Linked DNA regions of Mus musculus: region 2 is linked to region 1. Evidence: chromatin loops called from intact Hi-C (ENCODE). Cell type or tissue: left cerebral cortex. All regions are shown on one strand. Links, peaks and the distances in the headings refer to the core of each region. The heading gives the core; the rest is flanking DNA. Region 1 has its middle 25 kb from the start of Gm38137. Region 2 holds the start of Cd28 (CD28 antigen).

Region 1 (8,340 bases), core at 29-8,028:
TATAATTGATATGTGCTAATAGAAATTCACTCAACAGCAACTTCTCAAATCCTGATTTCTATCTACTTGGTTCTTCTCTTACAATTTCTAATTGTATCAATTTTCTATTATTTGGACATTATTCTCATACTTTATTTTAAATTTCAGCCATAACTTCCTTTAGATCTTTGACTACCTATTTATGATAACCAGCTTGTAGCTATTGTGAAGTGTGGCATCTGGTTTTCCTAAGGCAGTTTCTATTGGTCTCCCCTACCCTGTGCCTCATATAGGTCCTACCTTTAGGCTTGGCAGCATGCTTTATGCTTTTTTTTTAGGATGAATATTTTAAATAATATCATGTGCCAACTCTGAATATCAGCTTCTGCTTCTGTCTCAGAGAAGTTGTGGGCCTTTGCTGCTGTTTTCCTTGCTGCTATATTTTTAAATTAACTAATTACTTAGCTTCACATCCTGACCACAGTTTCTCTTCCCTCCTCTCTTCCAAATCCTTCCCCCACACCTTCTCCATACCATCCACTCCTCCCCTACTGATATCAACACTCCTTGGCATATCACATTGCATTAGGACTATGCACACCTTCTCCTTTTGAGGCTAGAAGAGGCAGCCCAGTTAGAGGAAAGGGCCCCAAAGGCAGGTTAACAGAGTCAGAGACAGCCCCTGTTCCTGCTGTTAGGAGTTCCACTTGAAGACCAAGCTACACAACTGTTACACAAGTGTAGAGGGCCTAGGTCAGTCCCACGCATAGTCTCTGGTTGGTGGTTCAGATTCTGTAAGCTCCTATGGGCTCAGGTTAGTAGATTCTGTAGGTTTTCTTGTAATGTCTTTGACCCTTCTGGCCCCTACAATCCTTCTTCCCCTTCTTTCTCAGGATTCCCCGAGCTCAGCCTAGTGTTTGACTGTGGATCTCTGCATTTGTTTCCATCAGTTGCTGGGTGAAGTCTCTCTGATGATAGTTATACTAGGTTCCTGTCTGCAAGTATAGCAGAGTATCATTAGCAGTGTCAGGGGTGGGCTCCCTCTCATGTCATGGGTCTCAAGCTGGATCCAGCCATTGGTTGGCCATTTCCTCAAATTCCGTTCCAGCTTTACTCCTGTACATCGTGTAAGCAGGACAGATTGTGGGTTGAAGGTTCTGTGGCTGGTTTGGTATCACAGTCCTTCCATTGGAAGTCTTCTCTGGTCACAGGAGATGGCCAGTTCAAGCTCTCCCATTGCTAGGAAATCTTTTTTATAATTTAATTTTCTTTTTTTAATTCACTTTACATCCCACTCATTGCCCCCTTCCCAGTCACCCCCTCCCCTCTTTTCTCTTCTGAGCAGTGGGGGCTCCCACTGAGTATCCCTCCAACCTGGCACTTCAAGTCTCCACACTGAGGCCAGACAAGTAAGCCTAGCTAGTAGAACATAGCCCACATACAGGCAACAGCTTTTGGTATAGTCCCTATTCCAGTTGTTCAGGGCCCATATGACAGTCAAGCTACACATCTGCTACATATGAGTGGGGAGCCCTAGGTCCAGCTGTGTTTGGTTGGTGTTTCAGACTCTGAGAGCCCCAAGGGTCCAGATTAGTTGACTCTGTTGGTCTTCTTGTAGAGTTCCTATCCCCTTCAGGGCCTGCAATCCTTCCTTCTGTTCTTCTGTCAAGAGTCCCCAAGCTCCATCCACTGTTTGGCTGTGGGTGTCTGTATATATCTGAGTCAACTGCTGGGTGGAGCCTCTCAGAAGACAACATGCTCCTGTCTGCAAGCATAACGGAGTATCCTTAGTAGTGTTAGGGATTGGTGCTTGCCCATGGGATGGGTCTCAAGCTGGGCCTGTTATTGGTTGGCCATTTCCTCTGTCTCTGCTCCCTCCTCTGTGCCTGCATTACTTGTAGTAACCCAGTCCCAAAACTACATGCATGGTATGTACTCACTTATAAGTGGATATTAGCCATAAAAAAATGGTACCATGTTACACTCCACAGACCTAAAAAAGGTAAACAAGAAGGAAGGCCCAAACAAGGAAGCTTGAATCTCACTTAGAAGAGGGGATAAACTAGATAAACTCATAAGAGGCAGATGGAGGGAGAGACCTTGGAGAGAGGGGCCTGGGGAGGAGAATGGAGGATTCAGGATCAGGAGGGATGGCTACATGGCCATGAGAATGAATGGAAATCTACATCTGGGATGGGAAGGTGGGGGGAGGCATTTCCAGGATGACACAGAGACCTGGGATAAGTGAGGTACCCAAGAATCAATAGGGGTGACCTTAGCTGTGACTCAGTACACTGGGAATATGAAATCTGAAGAGGTCACCTCCTATAGGCAGACAGAAATACCAGTGAAGTGATAGAGACACCAACCCACCCACAAAACTTTCAACTCAAAATTTATCCTGTCTACAAGCATTGATAGGAATCTTAGCTAGGGTCACATACATTGATTCCTGGGAATTTCCATTCCACTAAGTTTCTAGCTCATCTCGAAGATGCAAAACTCCCCCCTACCCCCAACCCCAACCCCACCCCCACCTCCACTCCCATTCTAGTTGTCTCTCTCAGTTCTCTTTCCTCTGTCCTCTCCAAACATGATCACTTCTGTTCTTACATTTTTAGATGACTTTCCTGGCCTAATTCTGCAAAGTCTGTGTTCACTGTCCTATGACGACATGGGAATCAGTACTAGGTTAACTTTGTAGTCAGCTAACATTTGGGCAGAGGGTTCTTTAAGTACCTTGAATCAATGAATCTCCCAGTGTGTGTGTGTGCGTGTGTGTGTGTGTGTGTGTGTGTGTGTGTGTGTGTAAAAATTACTAAGAATCTCTGTAGCACTATTAGGCAAACAGCAACAAGACAGAGTGACCTCCTAAATTTGATTGTCTTCTATGCAACAATTCTTCATATTTGGGGAGAAATACTTTGTTTCCTTTACAAATATTTATCTAGAAGTTTCTCCTCATTTGTTTTGTTTTTATTTACCTCATGGCCTCTTTGAATTCTACTTACCATGGCGCAAGTAGAAGCCCAAGATTGCAGAGCTTCAAAGTGCCCAGGCTGTCCTGAATGGTGAAAGAGGATGTCTGTCCTACAGAAAGATGCTTCAAAGAGTATTCTGTGAGCTTTGCAGAGGTCCTGGGAACTTCTAGCATCTGCTGCTTCATGTGGGAACCCCCAAAGTACACTCTTAAGTCAGCTTTTTCTCCTTCCCTGTCTCAGTCTCCCAAATAAACTCAGGGCTTTGTAGCCCCCCCCCCCCTTACACACACACACACACAAACTACATGCTTGCCCCAGGCTCTCCGTCAAAGAAGACCCAAACTGAGGCAGTTATTGGTCCTGGTGAACTGCATCCAGGTGTGGGCTTGGTGACTTAGTGTGGGGCTTCGCTTCACCATATTGGCTGAATTTCAATCAATGCTGGATACATTCAGTAGGAACAACTGTCATTTCTGTGCATCCCAGCATAGAAAGAGAATGGGTTAAGATGCTGTGACTTCTATGACAGAAAAAATAACTGTCAACTGATGAACCTGGGTGGGAACAAAACAAAACAGGTCACCTCTGTATGCCACCGTTTCTATGCTTTTTAAACACATTAAAAAAAAAAAACTGGAAAATTAGATTCATTTGTACCCAGTTCAGTCTGGAATCAACTGAGATGAGTCAATCTCTTCCTTGGTCAAGACCTTGAGCATCCACAGGGAGGGCTACAGGATCCCAAGGACAGCAGTGAGTCACCATTACAGAGTACTAACCAAGCTGGGTACTTTGCATGCATTTGCCCACAAAGCCCTTTCCACAACTCTTTCAAGCTGAGATTCTCTTGCTAATGAATTGCCACCTGATGGGAACATGAGTCTGAGCCCTCCTTTATCAGATGCCAGAAGTCTGTGGTGTTTGTCTCAATTGAATTTAGATGTGCAGACCAAAAATTCCCAAATGTACTTTTTATAGAAAATCTCATTTGCAGCATCCTTCTGTTTGGAGAATCTTGTTGCTATTCCAAGCAGCCATAAGATTCATTAGCCACTGGGAGCCATAGTCACCATCACCACATGCTCAAAGAAAAGCTCTTACCTCACAGTTTCTATCAAGAGGCCAGGAACCACTCGAGGGCTTTATCTTACCACCTCACATGCAGGTAAGGGTTGGCTCATCAACTAGCAAACAACAACAACAACCAAACAAACCTTTATGGCTATTGCTAGGCAAAAGTCTGGTCTATCTTATGACAGAGTTGATGAATGTACAATGAGCCTCCCTGACTCAGAGACCAACTAGGGCTCTCACAAAAATTGAATTAAAAAATATTGACAAGTGGTAGATCTTTTCTCTGAGCTATGATTTATAATTGGCAGCGAACAGGCTATAGTGCCAATTTATTCTCATCATTTGTTGAGAGAGGTCACCTCTGAGCTGGGTACTGTGTCACAAGCAGGCTCTAGTTTTTAAGTATTTTCCTGGTGCCTAGAACCTCACTCCTGCTGTATGTTACCTCATCTTTTACAGAAGGGAAGTAATGCTCTCTGCTGTCCTCATTTTACAGACTAAGAATCAGCCCTACAGAGACGATGCTTTGTCTGGCCTAGTGTTGAATATATGAATAACTTCACGAGTGAGCCAATGATTATGAAAATTAATGAATTCATAATTAAATTAATGAAGTAAATGAAGGGTAGGTTGGACTGTTCTAGACTTGACCTAGTAATTAATGATTTCACTCTCACCATAATAATAATTGAGTTTGCCCTCTCATTATTGCTACATACCAAACCAGTATTTCCCTGAGTGTGGATCTAACCACTCATAATTTTAGAACACATAATTTTCTTGTCTGCAAATTATGCTTCTTAATGTAGAGACCTTTGACCCAGCTATAGCTATTATGTTTGTCTGCCCCTTTCTACTATTTATAAGTTCTTTGAACTTGAAATGAACTTTGACTTTCAAGCTTATTGTTTCCATGTTTTTCATTATGAAAATGATATGAGCCTAGAACATTTTATGGAACCAAAAATAATAGTAATAACTCTTCATAGATATACATGATATCTCTTTTGAGAAACAGCCTTAGTGAGTGCCCAGAGACACGATATTTCCTAGCTGTGTTTTCTCGACACGTTGATCCATTGCAGGCATTACTACATCTATGATTCTGTTGCTCTTATCCTATGGTCTTGAAAAGGATTTGAGTCCCCTGTAGTCTCTTTCCCCCCAACTTTGAAGTGTAAGGTCTCACTGGCTTACTCCATCCTTACTCACTTGGCTTCTCCATCCTTCTGCTTCAGTCTCCAAGGTATCTAGAATTACAGGTAACCTTTTTAAAAAAATATAATTTTATGACAGCCTTCCCCCTGCCAAGATACTTGCTGCATGATTATCTTAGAAATGACCTGTATGTCTAACACTTAAAGACATAGTTAAGTACATTTATTTGATAATATTCAGTGCAAAGTCTTTTCAAAACATAGAGTTATTTCTTCAGGATGTAGAGATGTGCAAACTTCAGAGTCAGGAGCCCCACCCCTATGGCCTCTGACTATTAAATATAATCTTAAGTCTAATGATTTTGGTTGCGAGCCATGAGTTTATTTCTTCACTAAGAGTTTGTTTATTTTACATTCGCTTATGCATGCTACTTTGAAAAGACAGTCCATTTCACTACGATCTCTTTCAATTCCAAGACCTGCCTTCTGAAGAACCAGCTCACCAGTTTCCCCACGCTTATGACAGCAAGCAAAGTTACACAGTTCCAAAACGCACCAAGGGGTCTGGGGAGATGGCTCTGTGGGTAGAGTGCTTGCCACATGCACACAAAGACTCAAGTTCAAATCTCCAGAACAGGCACAAAGCTGTACACAGTAACACAAGAGCCGGTCCCAGAGCTCCTTTGGCTAGGTGGGTGGTAGAGACAGGAGGAGCTAAAGACCTTGTCTCAAACAAGGTTAAAGACAAGGACCAACACCCAAGGTTGTCCTCTGACTTCTGCATGCACACAGTGGCATGCAGGAGCCACAGACACTAACCCCTACACACACACACACACACACACACACACACACTCTTCACATGAACAGTAAGATAATTTATGCAAAGTACTTAGGATGCTGCTTAACAATAATAGCTTTTCATTTATTTATTTATTTTTTTAATATTTACTTATTTATTTATTTATTATATGTAAGTACACTGTCGCTGTCTTCAGACACCCCAGAAGAGGGAGTCAGATCACGTTACAGATGGTTGTGAGCCACCATGTGGTTCTGGGATTTGAACTCCGGACCTTCGGAAGAGCAGTCGGGTGCTCTTACCCACTGAGCCATTTCTCCAGCCCCAGCTTTTCATTTATTTCTGAACTATTTTCAAAGAATTCTGTCTTCCCTGTGCAAGTGTTTCACATAGTTCAACGCTTTGTGGAGTTGCACCATATTTGCACATTATTTGAGGGAATTTAGCTTTGTACTAAAGGTTAATTTATTTTCAGACTTCATTTTGTGTGGGTCAAAAACTTTTGTAGTTATTATCCGAGTTTCTGTGCTGCTGTTGTCATTCCTAGGTGATCTATAGATTTATTTTCCTTCTCAACCATTTTTAAGAACTTGCTGAGCTGTGTAGACAGTCTCTTTTTGTGCTATTGAAAGCTAATTTTTTTATTGTTCCATTTGTTCATACTTAGATATTATTAAACAAGTCTAGGTGCCAGTGTGCTGTGTATTTTTCTTATTTTAATTGGAAATCTCAACAGACTACCCATTTGTAGCTTTCCTCGCTATTCACTTTCACAAAGCAGACTTTGTCATATTTAAATAATCTTACCGTATAGCTTTTGTGCTCATAATTTTTGAGGGCTCAGTGTTGCCAAATGTTTTTTTAATATCTATTAGCATGCCTTTATATGTTTTGATTAATTGGTGGTGTTGATAGAATCTCATATTTAAATTAACCTTGCAAACATGGAGTAAAGTCTATGAGATCATAGGTTGCTGTACCCACTGCTGACTTCTAAGTGATATCTTAAATAATTCTACCGATAATCAGTAGTAAGTTTTGTCTGCAATGTTTGGGTTTGCTTTGTACTTTATCAAGTTCACTGTTAACATTGTGCTGACACCATAACAGCGACTCTCATTTTCTGTAGTCTGAGATCGTTTTATAGAAAGTCAGGGCTAAACAGAGTTTAGCTATAAAATATCCACCAGGTCCTAAAGCCTTTCTGAAGTGACAGGTTTGGGATCACCGTTCTTGACCACTGCAGCAGCAACCCTAGGCTTTAGTAATAGAAGCAACTAAGAGTCTTGATAAGCACAGAAACCACCAGGCTCCTACCCGGGAGACGTGGGTCCATTTATATTGGGATTTCAGCTTTAGCAAGTACAGCGACTCTTCCCCTAACTCTCAGTAATTAGTCTAATCAAAATTTCCAAGTAATTTGGGTCTAAATTAAGGAATCAAACTTTGCTGAAAATTGTTTTCAAATTTGTTAGTATTGGCTTATATGTGGTATTATGCTGCAATTCTTCTAATATGCTCTATTTCTGTGGTTATGTTTTCTTTTCCATTCTAAATATTATACACTTTTGCCCAAATTCCTCTCTTCTTATCAAACTCACAAAGGGTGTGTCTATATTATCAGCTTTTACAGAGAACTAACTAGTTTACCATATTTTTCAATAAACACTTTTACTTCAATTAAAATATATTTATACCATTCTCCTAATTCCTTGTCCTCTCTTCAATCCCTCCCATGACCCTCCCCTTCAGCCCCTCCTATGTCTCCTCTCACTCCCTCTCTAATTGATTCTTTGATGATTATTGTTCCAGATATATGCATAAATGTATAGTACAACCAGCCGAGTTTGTGTAGGATTGCTTGCGTGTATAAAAGTGGTTTCAAAGCTAACCACTTGGTATTGGATACACAGTTAGGGGATTCATTCCTGGTGTCTTAGTCGGAGTTTCTATTCCTGCACAAACATCATAACCGAGAAGCAAGTTGGGGTGGAAAGAGTTTATTCAGCCTACACTTCCACACTGCTATTCATCACCAAAGGAGGTCAGGACTGGAACTCAAGCAAGTCAGAAAACAGGAGCTGAAGCAGAGGCCATGGGGGAGGGGATGCTACTTACATGGGGGGGGGGGATGCTTCCCCTGGCTTGCTCAGCTTGCTTTCTTATAGACCCAAGACTACCAGCCCAGAGATGGTCCCACCCACAAGGGGCCTTTCCCCCTTGATCACTAATTGAGAAAATGCCCCGCAGCTGGATCTGCCCCACAGCTGGATCTCATGTAAGCATTTCCTCACCTGTGATAACTCCATACTATGTCAAGTTGACACAAAAGCAGCCAGTACACCTG
Region 2 (8,306 bases), core at 1-8,000, 93 kb after region 1:
AAGAAGTACTTGAAGGAAGATATCGACACACAACAGTCATGGTAATTACAGGGAATTTCTTCACTCGTGAAAATAGAAAAGGGGGTCATTAGATAGAAGAGTCCATATCTAAGGAAGGGAGGCAATGAGAGCCCTTCCCCCACCGCAAAAGTTTGCATGCCTGCTCTTCACAGCAACTCTCACAGATTCGTTTCTTCTGATCTGCCTGTGGCGATGACTCATTCTGCTTCTTGGAATTGATAAATCAATATTAATTTTAAAACTCCTTGCTATTAAAGTCTCTGCTAGATGGGTTGCCTTTAAAAGAGGGTAGTTGGGGGAGGGGACACTAAAAAGATAGTGTATTAATTAAGAGCATGGTAGTGAACCAAATTCTTAGCAAATCCTGTATTTTGGAAGTAGCTATCAGATGTACTTCAAATGCCAGAATGCCTGGTCAGTTTTTAACAATCAGAAGAGCTGGCCACGATGCATCAGAATCAGTGCAAAGGCAGCAGCCTGCAGATTACATCACATTCCTCCGCACTCATCTTTTCTTATCTTACTTTGCAAGCCCAGCCTCAGAGCGACACTTAACTGTGAGAAGCCAATTATTTTTCTGTGCATCTACCACAGAGGAAGTCATTTGCCAAAGATCGGGCAAGAATACAGTTTTTAATTACTCTACTTTGTAGATATGACTTTTTATTAAATGCCAATCATTTTTCCATGCCTCACTATGGAAAAGGAGTTCTGAGGGGAATGCAGAATCAGTGGAGAAGTCATTCATGTTCAACCTGGCCACTTGGGCATGCTCTATCCACTACGATTTGGGGAGAAATGAAAAGAAGTGCTCTCACGGAAAAGTAAACAGGTATTTCCTGAGTTTAGTCTCTAGACTACATGGTCAGTTTGCTGAAAAACTAACAAAAGGCTAGGATAGATAGATAGATAGATAGATAGATAGATAGATAGATAGATAGATAGATAGATAGATAGATAGATAACCAATGATGCATGTTATCTACCCACCCCCACTATCAACCACAAATGATTATTCTCTCAGGAACCTGCAGCTATGAGCTGGACTTACACTCCAAAACCCAACAGAATCCGGTCTTTTAAGATCTCAGGAGCACTATTATCCAACATGCATACAAAACATGTAACTTTAGCAGAAGAAGCATCTAAGGTACAGCTTCCTAACCCTTCCTGTATCAGACTTCTTTAATTGAGCCATAATGATCTTTCTGCTGTATCACTCAAGCCATGAGAATCAGGTTGCACTTAAGCATCATCAAGTAAGTGCATTAATGCATGCTGTGAACCAATGAGTCAAAATTATTCAATTAATGAATCTAAAGACCTGCCCCTAACACACAGGCACATTTTAATGCAGTTACATGTCTCATGTAGCCCAGGTTAGCCTCATACTTGTTATGTAGCCAAGGATAACTTTGATCATTCTGATTCTCCTGCCTCTACTGGATTATAGGAATGTGCTACCATGCCTGTTTTATGCTGTGCTGTGATCAAACCCAGGGTTTCATGTACGATAGATAAGTGCTATGCCAACTGTACTACATCCCCAGCCCAAGACAGTAACATTTGACCAGGGAGTTTCCTTGTGTGAGATGGTGGACATGAAGAGAGAAATGAAAAGCATACAAAAGGCTTCACATCCTTTTCCATGGGTCACACATCTTTGCATTTGCAATTATCTTCCTTTCCTTTTAACTTCTTTCTCTTCAGCTTCCTACCTCTACCCCATCCTACTTTTTCAATGGCTGCTTGGCATCAAATCCTAAGACGTAGTAGGAAAATGTATTGGTATCTATGAAGCAAAACCTATCTTAAGGTAAATAAAACTAACGACCTGCACACATGTGAACTTGCCAACTTCTCTTTTAGCTAACCCCTGTAAAGATTCTAAACAGTGAAACATACAAAGCTTTGAGTCCAACCCAAAAAGTTTCCAAAGAAAATACATGAGTTTATAACAAATGGCTGTCCACAGAGGGCATCAGAAAAGCATTCTGTGTAAAATCACTAATGTTGCATGACTTTCAACAAGGGTAAGGCTTTACTATCTAGTAAATTAAGGTGTCTTAAGTATTCCTTTAAAAGAAAGTTAAGATCCCTTAAACATGATATACAGAAACCTTTAAACATAAATTTTAAAGATTCTTTAGCTGTAAATATGTGTTGCCAAATACTGGAGACCTGCATCCTCTGGAGAAATTATTGAACATTCTCTTCAATAGATGGCCTCCTTCCAATGGTCTCTTCATTTGGAATGGAGTTTATGACAATAAATAGCTCTTACTCATGAGAACCAAAGGTTGTTTAGGGTAAGAACTTTCTAATTGATAAATATATAGCCTCCTTGCCATTGCTATTGGGAACTTGAAGGATTTTAACCTAAATAAACATATTTCAACCAACAGTAAAAGGAAACTTACTGGTGTCTATACCAGCTTTTGTGCTTACTTCAGGATTCTTCTTGGCACTCGCTGAATTCAGGTAGACATACTACTTACATGAACACCATGTTTACTGCTCAAGCCTGAACTAAGACCTCCACAATGTCTATTTCATTTTATCTCACAATGAAATTGAGGTGATGCTCATTTAGGGTCCCGTTTTACAGAGATTTAGGTAGTAAATCCTGCTCCAAACGCCACTAGGGAGAATTGAGATATGAGCCCAGGCAATCTAATCCAAGACCTCTAGAATTTACCTACTCTCTTACTTATCACAGTTTTATAGGATGTAAAAAGTAGAATCCTGACTGGGCGGTGGTGTCACATGCCTTTAATCCTTGTACTCAGGAGGCAGAGGCAGTTAAATCTCTGAATTCGAGGACAGCCTGGTCTACAAAGTGAGTTCCAGGACAGCCAGGGCTATACAGAGAAACCCTATCTCAAAACAAAACAATAAATAAAATTCTGAATATAAAAGTTCTTGGGACTAGTTGTTAAATAAAATGTTACTTCTTCCCAAAGAACTTGTGTTAAAGTTCTATTTGCTGTATTATGAGAATTAGCTAGTTTCTAAATAGTAGCTTGTCAAATTAGCACAAAACTCTAAATGCATTCAAGTTTCACAGGTCACTACAGTTTTAAAATAAACCATGCTGGTCATGAGAACACAAATGAAAACAGGGGGAAAAATGGTATCAAAATTGCTTACCTGTTACTTGAACTGAGAAGAAGTTGAGAGCCAAGAACAGCAGCCTGAGTGTCATTGTTCTGATGAGGGCCAGGGCTGCAGCCCCTCCTCTGTGAGCAAGGCAGAGTGTGGTGTGAACTGAAGTCACATCTGCCAAGGTCTATGACTCTCTGCCATCCAGGGCCACTTTACAGGGCACATGATCAAGGGACTCAAACCACAAGGCTTCGTGACTTTCACACAGGATATTACATTGTTTTTGATGACTTGACTTTTACTTCTTTTAGCAACCAGTCCTTTTTTTCTTTTTTCTTTTTTGGGAGGCGGGGGGGGGGGGTACTGAAGAGAGTGTCAGCCACCACCAGATAATGTGCTCAGGAGAGTCATGCTGATGAGCATCGGAGCTGTGAAATGTGGGCGCTTAGGGCCCAGCAACAACAAAAGCAGACAAACAAGGCATTCTAAAGAAGAGAGAAAAACCTCTCTCAGAAGACAAACTCTTACAGACGAATCCAAAATACAAGGCTGTGTGGGAAGCTGAGAGATTTCTATGCACGTGTTTAAATTCTGCATAAACGTTATGAGATTGAAGTTTGAAATAATCTTAAGGCGATCCTATGGAGTGTATGTATAACTCACTTCTACCAATTTTGAAAACCGCTTCCAAGTACACACTTGGCAAGCACCCAGGCATCTGAGCAGCTGCAGAAATTTCCAGAGCAAAGAGGAAGTCATAAAAACACCATATTTTCTTAGGGAAACAGGAGGTAAACGAAACACCCTTGCTACCTCATGTTCCCTATGTCCCTCAAAGAAACATTTCAAACAGCAGACCATTGGAAGATTCACCACAGAGACACCCGGGGCCTTTGTAACCAGCTCTCCACACCTCTCCCCAACTCCTGGGCCTTCTGTAGACAGGGCTAGCCCACCAGCATGGCCAGCTCCACATTCCTCTTCTAGAGCCATCCTGGATCCCCCTGGTCAGCATCTGTACTCAACAGCTTCCCTGATAGTCTGACTCTTATAGAAGCTATAATCATCGGAGTTTGTGGTTATATGTATCTCATACACATTAGCTTTCTCAAAACTTTCTTGGTGATTTTTTTTCTTTCTTTTCTGATAATCTGAGCTTTGTGAAACCAGCCTCATTTGTGATTTTGTGTATATTTAAAAGAATGATTTATATTTTTTATTCTGAATACAAAAGTGAGCTATATTGCATACGTAAAAAAATTTAGAAAAAAATATAAGCATAAAGTCAAGGTTTACCTATATTCTTACCGAATTATAAAAATACTTAATATTTGAGCCATTACTTTCCATGTTGTTTTGTTTATAGTTTTCAATAGATATGTTATCAATTGTTAATTTCTAAGGCATCCATATATGATATAAATATTTTTATTACATTTTAGCTGGTATATAAAACTTAAATATTAAACGTATCAGTCAAATACCATATGATGTTTTATAGGCATATATACATATTTTATTTTTCGAGACAGGGTTTCTTTGTGTAGTCCTGGCTGTCCTGGAACTCGCTCTGTAGATCAGGCTGGCCTCAAACTTGTAATCCTCTTGACACAACCTCTTAAATGCTAGTATTATAGATGTGGACCATAATACCCGATTCTACTCTCTGATTCTAGGCAATGAATGTTTTTTTGTTTTGTTTTGGTTTGTTTGTTTGTTTTTTTATCTTCAATTGGATGAAATTATGTGATACTTGTCTTTGTGTAGCTGACTTCTCTCTCAATGGCAGTATACAGAATAGAAAAAGATTTTCACAAAATTCACATCTGACAGAGGGCTAACATCCAAAATATTTAAAGAACTCAAGAAACTAGACATCAGCAAACTAAATAATTTAACTTTAAAATGGGATACAGGTCTAAGCAGAGAATTCTCAACAGAGGAATTTCAAATGGGTGAGAAACACTTAGAAATGGTCAGTGTCCTTAGCCATCCAGGAAATGCAAATCAAAACAACTTTTGAGATTCTGTGCTATGCCAGTCAGAATGGCTAAGATCAAAACCACAAGTGACAGCTCATGCAGGCCAGGATGCTTAACAAGGGAAACACTCTTTCATTGCTGGTGGGAGTGCAAACATGTATAACCACTTTGGAAATCAATATAGCAGTTTCTCAGAAAAGTGGGAATCTATCTACCTCAAGACTCAGCCTTACCACTCCTGAACATATATAACTAAAGGACACTCCAATCTACCATACTCATCTGTTAAAAAGATGACATCACGAAATTTGAAGGCAAATGAGAGGAACTAGAAAAAAATCATCCTGTGTGAGGTAACCCACAACCAGAAAGAATGTTTAAATGCTAAAAAACCATGTTGCATGGTATGTACTCAGTTATAAGTGGATATTAACTGTAAAGTAAAAGATAATCATGCTACAATCCACAGACCATAAGTAACAAGGAATGCTTAATGGAAAGAAGGAACAACACAGAATATTCCTGGAAAGTGGAAGTAGAATATATTTCCTAGGTGAGGATGAAAACAGGAGGGGTTGGATGGTGGAGGGCGGATGGAATGAGAAAATACTGGGAGAGACGACTAGGATCGGGGAGGGGCATTTGGGGAATGAGTTAGAAACCTAGTGAAATGGAAACTCCATGGGATCTACAAGGGTGACCCTAGTGAAGACTCTTAGTAATGGGAGACACAGAAGCTGCAGCCATCCTCTGCAACGAGGCAGGGCCTCAAGTGGAAAGACTGGGACATCAACCCAACCATCTAACCTCCAACCTACCATGTCATGCCTGCGTGACATGCTGGCACTGGAGCCTAGCATAATCATCATCGAAGAGACCAGAGAGACTTCATCCAATAACTGATGGGAGAGGATACAGAGTCCCACAGCCAAACATTAGCAGGAGCTCAGGGAGTTCTGCAGAGGAAGAGGGGTAAGAAGGATTGGAGGAACCACAGGGGTCAGGGGCACAAGAACACAGCCCACATTAGCAACTGACTGGGACTCAAGTGGACTCACAGAGATCAGGGATCCTGTATGGGTGACCTAGGTCCTCAGCATATCTGTTATGGTTATGTAGCTTGATGTTCTTATGGGATTACAAACAGTGGGATCCAGGGATACTTCTGACTCTTTTGCTTGCTTTTGGAACCTTTTTGTTCCTGCTTTTTGTTGTTGTTGTTGTTCCCTGTCCAGCCTTAATGTGACGGCATGTAAATTGTAGCTTGTTACAGCATATTTGGTTGATGTCCCTGGAAGGCCTGCTCTTTTCTGAGGGGTGGAGGTAGGGGGAGATCCAGGAGAAAAGGGAGGTGGTGAGGGAGTGTAGCTGGACATTTGACTACTTTATGGGTTTTTTTTTTTTCTTCATGGAGAAGGTTTTTACCCTTCATGCCTTTCCTACTCTTTCAACTCATTAACACTAGATAGGAGAGAAAAAAGGATAGAGGTGAAAGGGGCTGACATTATCATTAGACTACTTTCTGCTGATTAGGGGCATTGAGTTCCTTGGGGCAAGTTTGATATTTGCAGTCAAGATATCTAATTATTCTTCCTCCTCCTCCTCCTCCTCCTCCTCCTCCTCCTCCTTCTTCTTTTCTTCTTTTCTTCTTTTCTTCTTCTTCTTCTTCTTTTCTTCTTTTCTTCTTCTTTTCTTTTTCTTCTTCTTCTTTTCTTCTCTTCTTCTTCTTCTTCTTCTTCTTCTTCTTCTTCTTCTTCTTCTTCTTCTTCTCCTTCTCCTTCTCCTCCTCCTCCTCCTCCTCCCCTACCTCCTCCTCCTCTTCTCTTTCTTCTTCTCCTTCTTCATTCTTTGCACATAAGTACTTAAAACACACACACAACCAACAACCCACCATCAACAACAACAATCTTACCTCTTGGGTCCCTAGCAAGGACCTTCTGAAAAGTCCCCAGAGTTCTAAACATCACACACTCACAGAAACTATCTTCAGCTAGCAAAATCATGCCCCTGCTAGAGCACAAGGCAAATCATAGTCAGCTGCTGTGGACAGTCTGAAGCAGCCCATATATCCTAGGCCTGGAATTAAAATGAATACATATCCTTATAATATTTCTGTATTTTTTAAGAAACCAAAATTCTCACTCTAGGAGAGAGACTGAGAGGAGGGGAAGGAGGGAAAACTGAATTGCAATATAATATATAAGAGAAGAATAAATAAAAAGGGAAAGTATAAAACAATAAACTTATATTTTAAATTATGTGTATGTGTACATGTGAGTGCAAGTGCCCAAGGAATTGAGAAGAGGATGTCAGAGCCTTGGAGCCCAAGTGGGTGCAAGGAGTTGAACCCAAAGCAGCAAGCACTCCTAACCACTTTTTAGTCATCCCTCCAGCCCCTTGACTTACTCCTCTTAACATAATGACCTCCATTTCTGCCACACAACAGCATCTCCTTCCTTTTCATTGCAGAGCCTATTCAGACCAAATGCTCCTGTTCATTCATGAATGAACAGGCTTTTAGGTTACTCCCATGTCTCATCTGTTGTGAATAGTGGTGTGGTGTACTTTGGAGTGGACATAGCTCCTCTATTTCTGATTAAACTTCCCTTGGATGTACTCTCCCATTATCAGGATAGCCAGATCATTTGGTGGCCTCTTTCCCCCACATTCTCACCAACATTTACCACTCTTCTTTTCAGCAAATTCTGTTCTCACTATGGCTTTGATTTGTGTCTTTATGATATTAATGATGTTGAAATTTTTTCCTGTATTCATTGTCCTTTTGTGACGGCATTGTTTGAGAAATGTCTATCAAAGCTAAAAACTTATTTTTACTTGACTTACTTACAATATATCCATTGGATTTTGGAGTTCTTTATACATTCTAGATTTCAACCCTTTATCAGACACATATTTTGCAAACATATTCTTTTTTTTAATATTTTCAGTCCTTTAAAGATTTTATTAAACTGGAATACTACATTTATTATAAACAAATTACAACTTATTCTTTTTTAAATATAATTTTTTCTTTTTTTCAATTAGATATTTTATTTGTTTATATGTCAAATGTTATCCCCTTTCTCAGTTTCCCCTCTGTAACTCCCCTCTTTGATCTCCCTTGCCTTGCTTCTGTGAGGGTGCTTTCCAACCCGCCCGCCCACTCCCACCTCACTGTCCTACCATTCCTCTACACTG

The links. Hi-C counts contacts between places; a loop is a spot of excess contacts. Peaks named below come from ENCODE experiments on the same cell type or tissue, not always from the same donor. Only the 100,000 strongest peaks of a DNase experiment are listed, where the experiment ranks them.
Region 2: it touches region 1 in a loop (2.0-fold over the local background); 7 of 42 quality-filtered maps call a loop at or near these places.

What each region holds. Positions count from the first base shown.
Region 1 is chr1:60,834,767-60,843,106 of GRCm38, reverse strand. No RefSeq gene overlaps it. Among named protein-coding and RNA genes, the nearest start is that of Gm38137, 25 kb to the left of the region's middle. In left cerebral cortex, for the core only: no CTCF peak of the experiment used is centred there; a DNase peak (open chromatin) is centred at 3,949.
Region 2 is chr1:60,741,394-60,749,699 of GRCm38, reverse strand. Cd28 (CD28 antigen) reads right to left here and starts at 3,312. Exons shown (of 4, transcript NM_007642.4): 1 at 3,172-3,312. The coding sequence starts at 3,226. In left cerebral cortex, for the core only: no CTCF peak of the experiment used is centred there; DNase peaks (open chromatin) are centred at 486 and 3,736.